2 separate regions of the Mus musculus genome follow, and region 1 is linked to region 2. A link is a loop called in an ENCODE intact Hi-C map of the cell type or tissue named here. Cell type or tissue: heart. All regions are shown on one strand. Links, peaks and the distances in the headings refer to the core of each region. The heading gives the core; the rest is flanking DNA.

Region 1 (5,384 bases), core at 321-5,320, 440 kb before region 2:
CTCTCACACTATGGTCCTGGTTGAGGGACAGTTCTGATCCATGTACATTCATCATGTACAGGAGGTAGACGACTCTCACATGGCTACCAGACCTGGAGCTGACATGATGATACTTTGCCTAGTGGCCAAGTGGCCAAAGCAGGCCCTACAGTCAAACATCCGTAGAGGATGGATGGAGGGGGCGTGGGTATTTATGAACAATAATTTTATCTTCCACGGGGTAAGTTCCCTTATTTTTATGTTTGGTAAAGTTTATGTTAAGAATAGACTCACCTTCTTCTTGTTCTCTGAATGTTGTCCAGAGTTGTCAAATTTAGTATTTTATTTCTCAGGGAACTTTTAAAACCCACATTTTAAATAATAAGACTGGATTTCAACTTCTTTTCTTGATTAAGTTTAGTATTTTGTGATTCTGTGAGGTATTTAATAGTTTATTTTCAAATCTGTATTCTGAACAGTATCTTATATTTTGAGGCTGTTTTCAGTCTTTGTTATGTTTTGTTTGAGTCAGGGTATTAAGCCCTGGCTACCCTGAAATTTGATGAGTAGACAGGCTGGTCTCCAACTCACAGAGATCTGTCTGCTTCTGCCTCCACAGTGCTGGGATTAACAGCACGCACCACCAGGAGGCTGGGTTCCTTTTCTGTTCTTAATGTTACCTGCTATCTTTTCTGTAACCTTTTTGCTTGCTTTCTTCGGTTTTTTTTTTTTTTTTTCTATTCATTTCCAATGACCTCTGGCTTGATGTGAAAGTTAAAATGGATTTTCAAAATTCTTTCTTGATTCTTAGAAATTAAAAAAAAAAAATCTGTCTGGCTGGTTTTTAGTGTTTAGGGACTTATGTACCTTTAAAGGAATAAAGAAATTTTTACACTTCCTCCAAGTAGTCAGTCAATTACTCCAGCATAATTATTTAATAGCTCTTTTCCTCCGTGATCTCTAATACCACTTTTAGTCTATACTAAAATCCCCAGTTATATAAAAGGTGTGTGTCTTGACTGTCGTTCCTTTGATTTGGATCTCTTCCTGTATTTAAACCACATCACCCAACTCCTGCCATGTGTGCCATCTAGTATAGTTGGTAGGGGAACCTAGGATTAAAACATTCTAGAGTTGAATTTTTTTCCGGTTCCATTGTAAAGACCTTCCCTCACTTTTAAACCTTTTTCGTCATCACCGCCTTTGAAAGTCTGTGAGGAAAAAACACCCCTTGCTGAACAGCAGCTAATTCGTGATCCAGGGTCCTTGGATCAATGGGAGGGGACCTGTATTTTCAGTTTACCTCCTAAGCTGTGTGTTGTGCTGAGGCAGGGGGTGTAACTGGTCCTCATGGTGTTTGTGACTTGTTACTCCCTGGGTGGTGCCCACTGATTGCTGATGACAGCAGGCTGAGAGACTGGCTAATAAAGGAGCTTGTCTCGAAAGACTGAGGCTATTTCCAGGAATCGTCCATCGCAGGGGTGGGTGGGTAGGGACTGACTTTGCTGTGCTCTGCTGAAGGGAGAGATTAGGCTACCTTGCAGTTTGTAGTTAGGAACTTGTAAATGCTACCAAGTGTCATGCTCCCTCTACGGATGGAAACTCTGTGGAAACGTAACTTGCATACAGTATCTTGTGAAACAACCGACAGATGTGCAGAGGGTAGGCGTGCTCCACCTTGTGGGGCCAGACGAGCTGTTCTCCCAAACCACCTCTGTCCTGACTCGTTCAAAACATCTCTGGGCCATAGTGCTGATGAGAAGGCTGGCTCCAAGGGGGATGGGCACTGACAGCCACCAGGAGTAATTCCCCTCATCCATCATGTTGACAACCCTTGGATTTCTCATCCCGTGAGAACGGGGAGGGGCTTGGCTGTCACTGAATGGTCCCCACTTATCTGGCATTTTAAACCAATCTGCATCTGATAGGAAATTAAGTAGATGCAGCTGAAGTTGCTCATGGCTCTCGTCCCCACTACAGCGGGAGGCTCGTCACCTGTCCCACGCGGCTGACAGGTGGCACAAGCTGGCACTGGGATTATGACCACAGTCTGATCCCCATCAACACAGAACGCTCCTCATTAAGAGCGACAGATTGGGAACCTGTTATCAGAGCAAATCTTTGATCAGGTAGAACTCGCTTTAGTTTCCCATCTCAGCATGTTAGATCAAGTTTGTCATTTGGGAAATCCTGGGTTAAATAACTATATCATTTTGCATTTCTAAAAATCTAGCTATTTCCTGTTACAATATGGTAAGTTCTAATAGAAGGTTTTGAGAATTTTATTTAAACACAAAGCTGAAAATGGTATAGCTATACAGTTGCTGTTAGCCTCCTTTCTATACATACAGGAATTCCTTTATCTTTCTGTGAGCTTTGGTACCCTGTGATAGCAAATACATACTTTTTCATTACTCACATGTCTTGTTTTCCCCAGGATGCCGCTCTTCGGCTGGGTTTTATATTGGCTTGTTTTCTTGCCTATCTGATTTTAATTCTTCCCCGTTGGCTTTCTCTCTAACCTCATTCCCCCTGTCTGTAGTTCATAACTCTGGAAGTCCGGTGGTTTCCAGAGGTGCTAATCCTTCGGTCCCTGGTGACACGTCTCATCACAGCTACCCACCCTCTTCTTTCCCTCATTACAACAAAACAAAACAAATCTCATCTCTTTGATTTCTTGCCTCTCTAATTCTTCATCCCCCGGTTTTCTCTTCCAGGGGAATTTACATTCGTGCACTCGTGGGAGCTGTGGACTTCTTGCTATTTCTTTAAGCGGGGACAGAATCATCTTGAAAGAATGTCATCCTCAGGCTGAGGTCTTCCACGTCCACCCCCATCTACCTGCCTTTCCCTTGTGAGCCACACTGCTATCAAAGCCATATCCCTAGACATCTCTAGATGGCAGCATCTACCTCACTCTGCCTAGAGGCAACATAGGGAAAACAGGGTTGACTGTCGCGCTGGGTCTCCACCACACACATCTCCCTTGCCCTTTCCTTTGTTTCCGTGTACATCTTAAGTCCCGGGCAGACAATCACCAAGGGGAAATCCACCCTCTCCCTGGTGCCCCTGTCACTGTTCGCCAAGCCAGAGGCAGGGAATCTCTTTTTGTTGTCTTCAGTCCAGAGGAGCTTTAATGGGAAAAGCCTTGCTTTAAAGTGTAACAGCCTGAGGGTTGGGGCTAGTGATTTCCAAGGGGCCGCTCGCTAGCCCTTGTGTGCAGGGCTGCCTCCTGGGGTGATAGATACAGTAGTAGCCTGGTCTGTTCCTGGGCCACATCCAGTGTGGGCTACTTGGGCCCTGTGGAGTATGCAGCTGTTTATTTCTTGAGTATTTCAACTTAAAGTTGATGGGAGGTTATGCATGCATGTATGTGGGAGTGAGTGTGTGTGTGTGTGTGTGTGTGTGTGTGTGTGTGGTCAAAGTATGCTACATGGATGTATGAAAATGCCATAATGAAATTCATTAGTAAGCCTAATTAATACACATTAATAAAAGCATAAAATGATATCAAGCATCTGTAGCCATGAATCAAATAATCAAATATATTTTTGGCTCAGAAAGATGTGGGGGATGTGTGCCTGGAGTCATAGTAGTACAGGGAAGCTAGAGGCAGGAGAATCAGAAGTTTAAGGCCATCTTCACTACATGGGCATCTGAGAGGGAAACCTAAGAACCTGTCTCAAAATAAAATTAAGTAAATCAAATGTGTCAGAAGATTTGGCTCTTTTCCAGTAGTTTATTTATTATGTTGCAACATTTGATGGAGATGTCACATGTTTATTCCTTCCTTCCTTTCTCTCACTTACATATCCATTCCATAGTACAGAATATCGAGCTCAGGGCTGCCAGCTTGTCCTGCAAGCCTCACCACTGGGCTATATCTGTAGCCCCTTTATTTGTTTAGCATGGCCGCTTCCCCATGAAACAACACATCCTTGAAGCCACGCTTTGAGATCCAGGCTATGCCTGGGAACATGCTGGGCTCTCACTCACAGCTCAGCCCTCTGCTCTTCAGTGGATGTCCCACACTGCCCCACTAACATGCATCTCATAGTATAAGCAACCGCTTCCTGTGCCTTAGCCCGTGCGTGCTGGCGGATGGTGTCCTCTTGACTTAAACGCCGAGTGGCTCTGTGGGCGCCACTATTCTAGATTCCTCTGCTGTGGAACTGAAACCCAAGCAAAAGAAATGAGCTACACTCTGAATTCTGAGAAGCACTTCTTTTGTTGTTTTATTTTACATGTGCATATGTGTACACACACACACACACACACATATATATATATATTTTAATTGAAAATGAATTAAATTTTCCCTTCCTTTCTTTCATCTTGCCCCTCCAAGTTACCCTCCCTTGAGCCTTCCCATACCCCCTACTCTCTGATAGCCTCTGTTTTGTTATATTTGTATGCACAAATGTGTGTGTGTGTGTGTGTGTGTGTGTGTGTGTGTGTTAATGGGACCTTCTGAATCTACTTTTGATGTTTGTGTCTATGTGATATTAAGGCTGACTACTCTGCATTGGACAACCAGTTAAGGGGCTCGTTCCTGGTAGAAGCTTCTTCCAGCAGTCGGTAGTTGTCTGTTACACTTTGGTTAGGGGTTTAGGAGTGGAATCCCATGAAACTTCCCCATTCCCACATTAACATGTCCACTGATATTACTGTTCCAGTCTGGCTTGTTTATGCAGCTGTTTCTTTTTTTTTTTTTTTTTTCCAAAAAGGAGTCTGTATGTTTGAGTGCTCTTTCTTCATAGACACCAAGATGCCAGAAGGGGGCGTCACGTCCGATTATAGATAGTCATGAGCCACCATGTGGTTGATAGGAATTGAACGCTGAACTCAGCCAGCACTCTTTAACTTCTGAGCCATCTCTCCAGCCCCGTAGTTAGCTATCTCTGAGAGATTATTTCACAGCAGACTTTCTGGTATTTTGGCTCCTGAAACCTTCTTTACCCCCACTCTCCCCTCTACGATGCTCCCTAAGCCATAGATGCAGCTGTGTTGTAGATCTGTTTGGGCTAGGCTCCCTACAACCGTCTGATCTTTGCATTGTATCCAATTGTGGTTTCCTGTGATGGTCTCCATCTGCTCTAAAGAGAAGATTCTCCATTGACGGGTGGTAGTACACTTATCTGTGGGTGCAAAGTTAATGTTTAGTTGTAGAAAGGAATGATTCTGGTTTAGCAATGTGGCAGTAGTAGATTCTTTTCTAAAGTCCATGACCTTACTAGCCCTAGGAAACTGGTTAAGTTTCTAATACCAGGCAGGCTTTCCCTCCTGTTAAATGGGCCTTAAGTCCAATTAGACAGTTGCTGGTGCTGTTAATCCACTAATGTGGGTGCCGCTTACTGAATCTTTATGCATCGCTTGCCGTAATAGTAATTGTCGTGGTTCATGGC
Region 2 (5,384 bases), core at 199-5,198:
CATCCCCAGCTGCTGTGAGTTTGGGATTGCAATGGCTGTGTCTTGCTTGGCATTACCCAATTCTTTTCCTGTTTTCTGGATACGATACTCTTTTTTGTCTCTTCTTCCTTAACATTCTCTCAGCCTTCGGAGGGCAAGTGTAGATGTCTTGTTCCGGGATCAGTACTCATCTGTCATGTATTCTTGGTACCTTGTGAAGCTGTGAGTCTCATCTGTCATGTACTCTCGGTGCCTGTGAAACCCCGAGTCTTTACCATTGTTCACTGATGAGGCTTCTCTGATGAAGGCTAACAGTAGCTTTTGCTTACAGGTAAAGACCAACATTTAGAAGGCAGCTTGATGCTTTGTCAATTTTGCTTAAAAACAGTATTCAGTTACTCACTCCCAGTACCTATGACTTCTTTAGCTACGGGTTTCCCCTCAGGTCTTTGGTACCAGGCTTGGATTCCCTCTTGTGAAACTGGCCTCAATTCCAGTTAGAGAGCTGTTGGTTAGTGTACCCAACACCCAGAATGCCACTACTGAACAAGTGGGCACAGTTTGCTTGGTGGATGGCCTCATGGCTCACAGGGTTAACAGCTGGATAAGATCAACGATGCTCTCTCCCTTAGCAGCTTTCAGAACATCTTCTGGAACCACCAAAGCTAGCTGGCAGAGAGGAAGCTTCTAGCTCAGTTCTAGCTTGATTTCTCTATGTCATATATATATTCTTCAACAATAGGGTCTCCTATAATCTGGTTCTGGTAGGCAATCATGAGGAATGACAAGAACCTGCATAGTTCTGGGGATTTCTGGTGCCTTCAATCAATAACCCATAAGGAGGTGTTCAGGCCTGGCACTGGAAATTTTGTTAAATAACTCCCAAAGTCTAGAAGCTTCATTTCCCAGTCATGTAAGATGATTGCCTTCTAACTCAATCTCTCTCTCTCTCTCTCTCTCTCTCTCTCTCTATATATATATATATATATATATATATATATATGTATGTATATGTATATATAATTTTTTTCTCCCCCAAATCTAAGCATGCTTATCTCTGATTAAAGTGAAAAGGGCTTGTAGCTTTTACACAATTATCCTAGTTAAGAAACATGACACCACCCCCCACCACCACCACCAAAAGGAACTTTTGGAACTATATCCTACGAATATGTAGCAGGCAAATACCAAATGCTCAGCCTTCTGAAGCCAGTGGCTAACTACACATCACACACCCCATCTGATGCCAGATAAGCACAGCATCCTGACCCAGCCCATCCCTAAGACTCTTGGTATTCTCTTTCAAGAGAGAGAGAGAGAGAGAGAGAGAGAGAGAGAGAGAGAGAGAGAGAGAGAGAGAACGAATAATCTAACATCATTAATGCACAAGAAGCAAACATTCTAGGTCATTTATAATTCTTTATGATTCTTGAGTAATGAATCCAGGAAGGAAAGTGGCCGGACATTCTAAGTGGAGGTGAGGTGTGGGGTGGAAGGACACAGGATGGGGGTGGGGCAGTCATTAGCGCAGTCAGGTTTGCTCACCTTTGTGGCTTCACCCCCAGAGCTTTTTCTTGTGCTATTTTTGCTTATAACCCCCACTGTTCCCTCAGAGAGTCCTCATTTTGCTCAGGCACACATAAGGACCTGCTGCCCACATCAACATATAAAAAGAGAGAACAATATTATTAAAAAAAAATCTGTTATTACTTCCATTATCTACATTTTGCTTTTTAGAATTTGTATTTCTAAATTTTCTTTGTTTCTTTGTTTCTCTCTCTCTCTCTCTCTCTCTCTCTCTCTCTCTCTCCCTCTCTGTCTGTCTGTCTGTCTGTCTTTGGTTCCTAAGAAGTAGACAGTAAGACTGAAGGAGCTGAAGGGGTTAGCAACCCATAGGAAGAACAATATCAACCAACCAGACCCTCCCCCCACAGAGCTTCAGGAACTAAACCACCAACCAAAGAGTAGACATGGAGGGACCCATGGCTCCAGCTGCATATGTTAGCCTTGTCAAACATCAATGAGAGGAGAGGCCCTTGGACCTGTGAAGGCTTGATGTCCCAGTGTAGGGGAATGCCAGGTCAGGGAGGTGGGAGTGGGTGCGTGGGTGGGGGAACACCCTCATAGAAGCAGGGGGAGAGGGGACGGGATAGGGGGTTTCCGGAGGGGGAACCAGGAAAGGGGATAACATTTGAACTGTAAATAAATAAAATATCCAATAAAAAGAAAAAGGAAAAAAGAAAAGAAAAGAGAGAGTGGAAAAAAAGAAGTAGACAGTAAGAGTTGCTGTAAGAATTTAGAACCTGCCACACAAGCTACAGAACTGGCACACAACTGGGTGAGTGGGCAGGAAGGCTCCTTTCTTCACGCACCGTGGGACCAAGCTGGAGAGAAGCAGGAGTAAGAGGAGAGAGAAGAGAAGGAAAATATAAGATCACTACTTTTCTTTGAACCAAGAGGATCCAAACCACCAGGAAAATGCCTGAGTTGGGTAGGAAGGCAAGTATCCCCGTGGAGAGACATGGACTGGAGGGCCCTGGGGCAGGTAGAGAAAGGAACAGCCTCCGCAGGAGCCTGGAGAGGGCTGCTGTCTTCTCCCAGTGTGTTCCTACCTCTGTGTTTCATTTAATTTTCTCTCAGTAAGTGGCAAAACACCTCCCAAACCAAACCACGCAGCGAAAGGAAAGAAGGTGAAATTTAATATGCTTTATCTCAAAACAACATCAAAATGTTACATAAATCAATATAAAATCAGCATAACTCATACAAGTATGAATCAAGCTTGTTGGGAGGGTAGATCTTTCCAAATGTGGTCAAGATGGTAACTCTGAGGTGACAGAAGAGCTACTGAGGTGGTTATAACACACTTCTATGTCAACCTCAGTGGTGACTTTGCCATTTACAGCATAGCTTAACTTCATTATTTTCAATGGAACTGTCTGTTAATAGAATTCGCAGTTGAGGAAGTAGGTTGTCAGACTCCTGTGTTCATAGCCAGGTTGATTTAAAGGTTTTTAAATACCCGAGCTGAACATCTGCTGTTGTATTTAAATTACTTTAATTCATACGAATGAATTAAAATCCAACTTTCAACTTTTCAGAGGTGCTCAGAACACCCAGTCCCCCATTTCGCCTGCTTGTGGGCTGAGGTCAGAGTAAACCCCAACCTGTCTCCATCCTCTGTTCAGGCACAGGACTTAGTTGAAGTTTGGCTTCTGAGCACCAAGTACAGTAGGGTTTATTTCTTCGCAGCATGCAGCTGCCACCTAGTGGCCACTTTCTGAATGTCACATGGAGATTACCAGGAGAACAATCATGGCACTTCAGCCTTGCTCTGAGGACCAGGAGACATTCCTCTACTGGGGACCTGTGTGGCACTGTACTGCTGATGTGTCCTTGTGGCTTGAAGGCTGTATTAGCAACTTCTGGAGACTAAGAGATGACCATCATTTTCCATACCCCTAAGGTGTTTGTAGAACAATGAATATACCCCAATATCCTCCATGCCCCGGAGACAACTCCGTGCAGAAGTTAAAGTCACTACTCTCCTCTGTGCTAAATTCTATTGCAGCTTCTGAATATTTTGTTTGCTTGAAAATTTCCTTCTATTAGTAGTAAAACTGGTGACATCACAGGCCTGCCTTTCCTCATAGTGTATTAGGAGTCCGTCCAACAATTATGGTTGGGTAAATGGATGGACTGTCTAGCTACCAGTTCCTGGTCCTTTCTAGAACTAGTAGTACTTTTTTTTTAAGGGTTTATTTATTTTATATATGTGAGTACACTGTTGTTGTCTTCAGACATACCAGAAGAGGGCATTGGGTTCCATTACAGGTGGTTGTGAGCCACCATGTGGTTGCTGGGATTTGAACTCAGGAACTTCAGAAGAGCAGTCAGTGCACTTAACCGCTGAGCCATCTCTCCAGTCCAGAGTTGTGATTCTTTGAATGCAATTTTTGTGTATCTGGCAAAAAATGCCCTTCAGCAAATTTGCATAATTAAAAAATCTTTATAAGCCTTATTACCTTGCTTTATCTTGACATCAGTGTATATTACACTGTCCTTTAGAAAAACAAACAAGCATAATGTTCTTTGCCTCAGAAATGGGGATGGGGGTGGGATAACTCCTGGTGGCAAAGACAGGCTTTTTTTCCCCATTTGTTCCACTATCTCCGTACTAACATGTTTCACAGATGCGAAAGTAGTCACTTCCTTCCCTATCAAAAAAAAAAAAAAAAAAAAAAGTTCCAAATACAAAATAACGCGCCCAAATTTTAGAACTTCAAACCACATTAGATTCACCAGTCTCTGCTTTCTGAGTTTGCATACAACTTGAGCAGCTGCCTCAAGCTCCTGACACCAGGACCTCCCTGCCAGGAAGGGCTGTATTATTTAATGAACTGTGGGCTGACATAACCTGGCTCCCCAACAACCTCTCCAAAACCCTTAAAAGCAAACAAACACATGAACCCCTACTTTAATATGTTGAGTATTTCCTGTGTCCTGTATAATGAGCATCAACTAACTTGACCAAAACTACTCTTATTAAGGTCAACATTTAATTGGGGCTGGTTTACAGGTTCAGAGGTTCAGTCGATTATCATCAAGATGGGAGCATGACAGCATCCCGGCAGGCATGGTGCAGGCAGAGCTGAGAGTTCTACATCTTCATCCAAAGGCGGCTAGTGGAAGACTGACTTCCAAGCAACTAGGGTGAGCCCACACCCACAGTGACACACCTATTCCAACCAGGTCACACCTCCAAATGGTGCCACTCCCTGGTCCAAGAATATACAAACCATCACATTCCACTCCCTAGTCCCCATAGGCTAGTTCAAACACATGAATGTATGGGGGGCCATATTTAAACACAGAATAATGCAAAATGCATTTAGTCCAACTTTCAAAGTCCTCATAGTCTATAGCAGTCTCAACAGTGTTAAAAGTCCAAAGTTCAAGGTCTCTTCTGAGATTTATCCAATTACTTAACTGTAATCCCCAAAGAAAGACAGGAAACCAGCTGGGCAAACTCCAAACTCTGCATCTCCATGGCTGATGTCAAAGCAGTCTTCAGATCTCCACTCCTTTTTCATCTTTGTTGACTGCAACAAACTGCTTTCTCCTAGATTGGTTCCACTCCCTGTTAGCAGCTTTCCTCAGCATGTATCCCATGGCTCTGGCATCTTTAACATCTTGAGTCTCCAAGGCAATTTCAGTGTTACAGCTTCTTGTTTCAGAGTCTGGGATTCCACTTGATCTTTTGGGCTCCTTCTAAGGGCTGGCATCACTTCTCCAGCTCTGCCCTCTGTAGCACTCTAAGCTCAGGTTGATCCACTCCACTAAGGCTGCTGTTCTTGGTGATTATCCCATGGTACTGACCTCTCCAATACACTGGGGTGTTCCAC

What was found. Peaks named below come from ENCODE experiments on the same cell type or tissue, not always from the same donor. Only the 100,000 strongest peaks of a DNase experiment are listed, where the experiment ranks them.
Region 1: a loop joins it to region 2, with 11 times the contacts of the local background. A loop is called at or near these places in 21 of 42 quality-filtered maps.

Annotation. Positions count from the first base shown.
Region 1 is chr13:103,118,572-103,123,955 of GRCm38, reverse strand. All of the region lies in intron 3 of Mast4 (microtubule associated serine/threonine kinase family member 4), which reads left to right. Among named protein-coding and RNA genes, the nearest start is that of Gm30050, 24 kb to the right of the region's middle. In heart, for the core only: a CTCF peak has its summit at 2,878 (motif pointing right); no DNase peak of the experiment used is centred there; H3K4me3 peaks cover 920 bases; H3K27ac peaks cover 1,164 bases.
Region 2 is chr13:102,676,561-102,681,944 of GRCm38, reverse strand. No RefSeq gene overlaps it. Among named protein-coding and RNA genes, the nearest start is that of Gm41046, 13 kb to the right of the region's middle. In heart, for the core only: a CTCF peak has its summit at 3,255 (motif pointing left); a DNase peak (open chromatin) is centred at 3,244.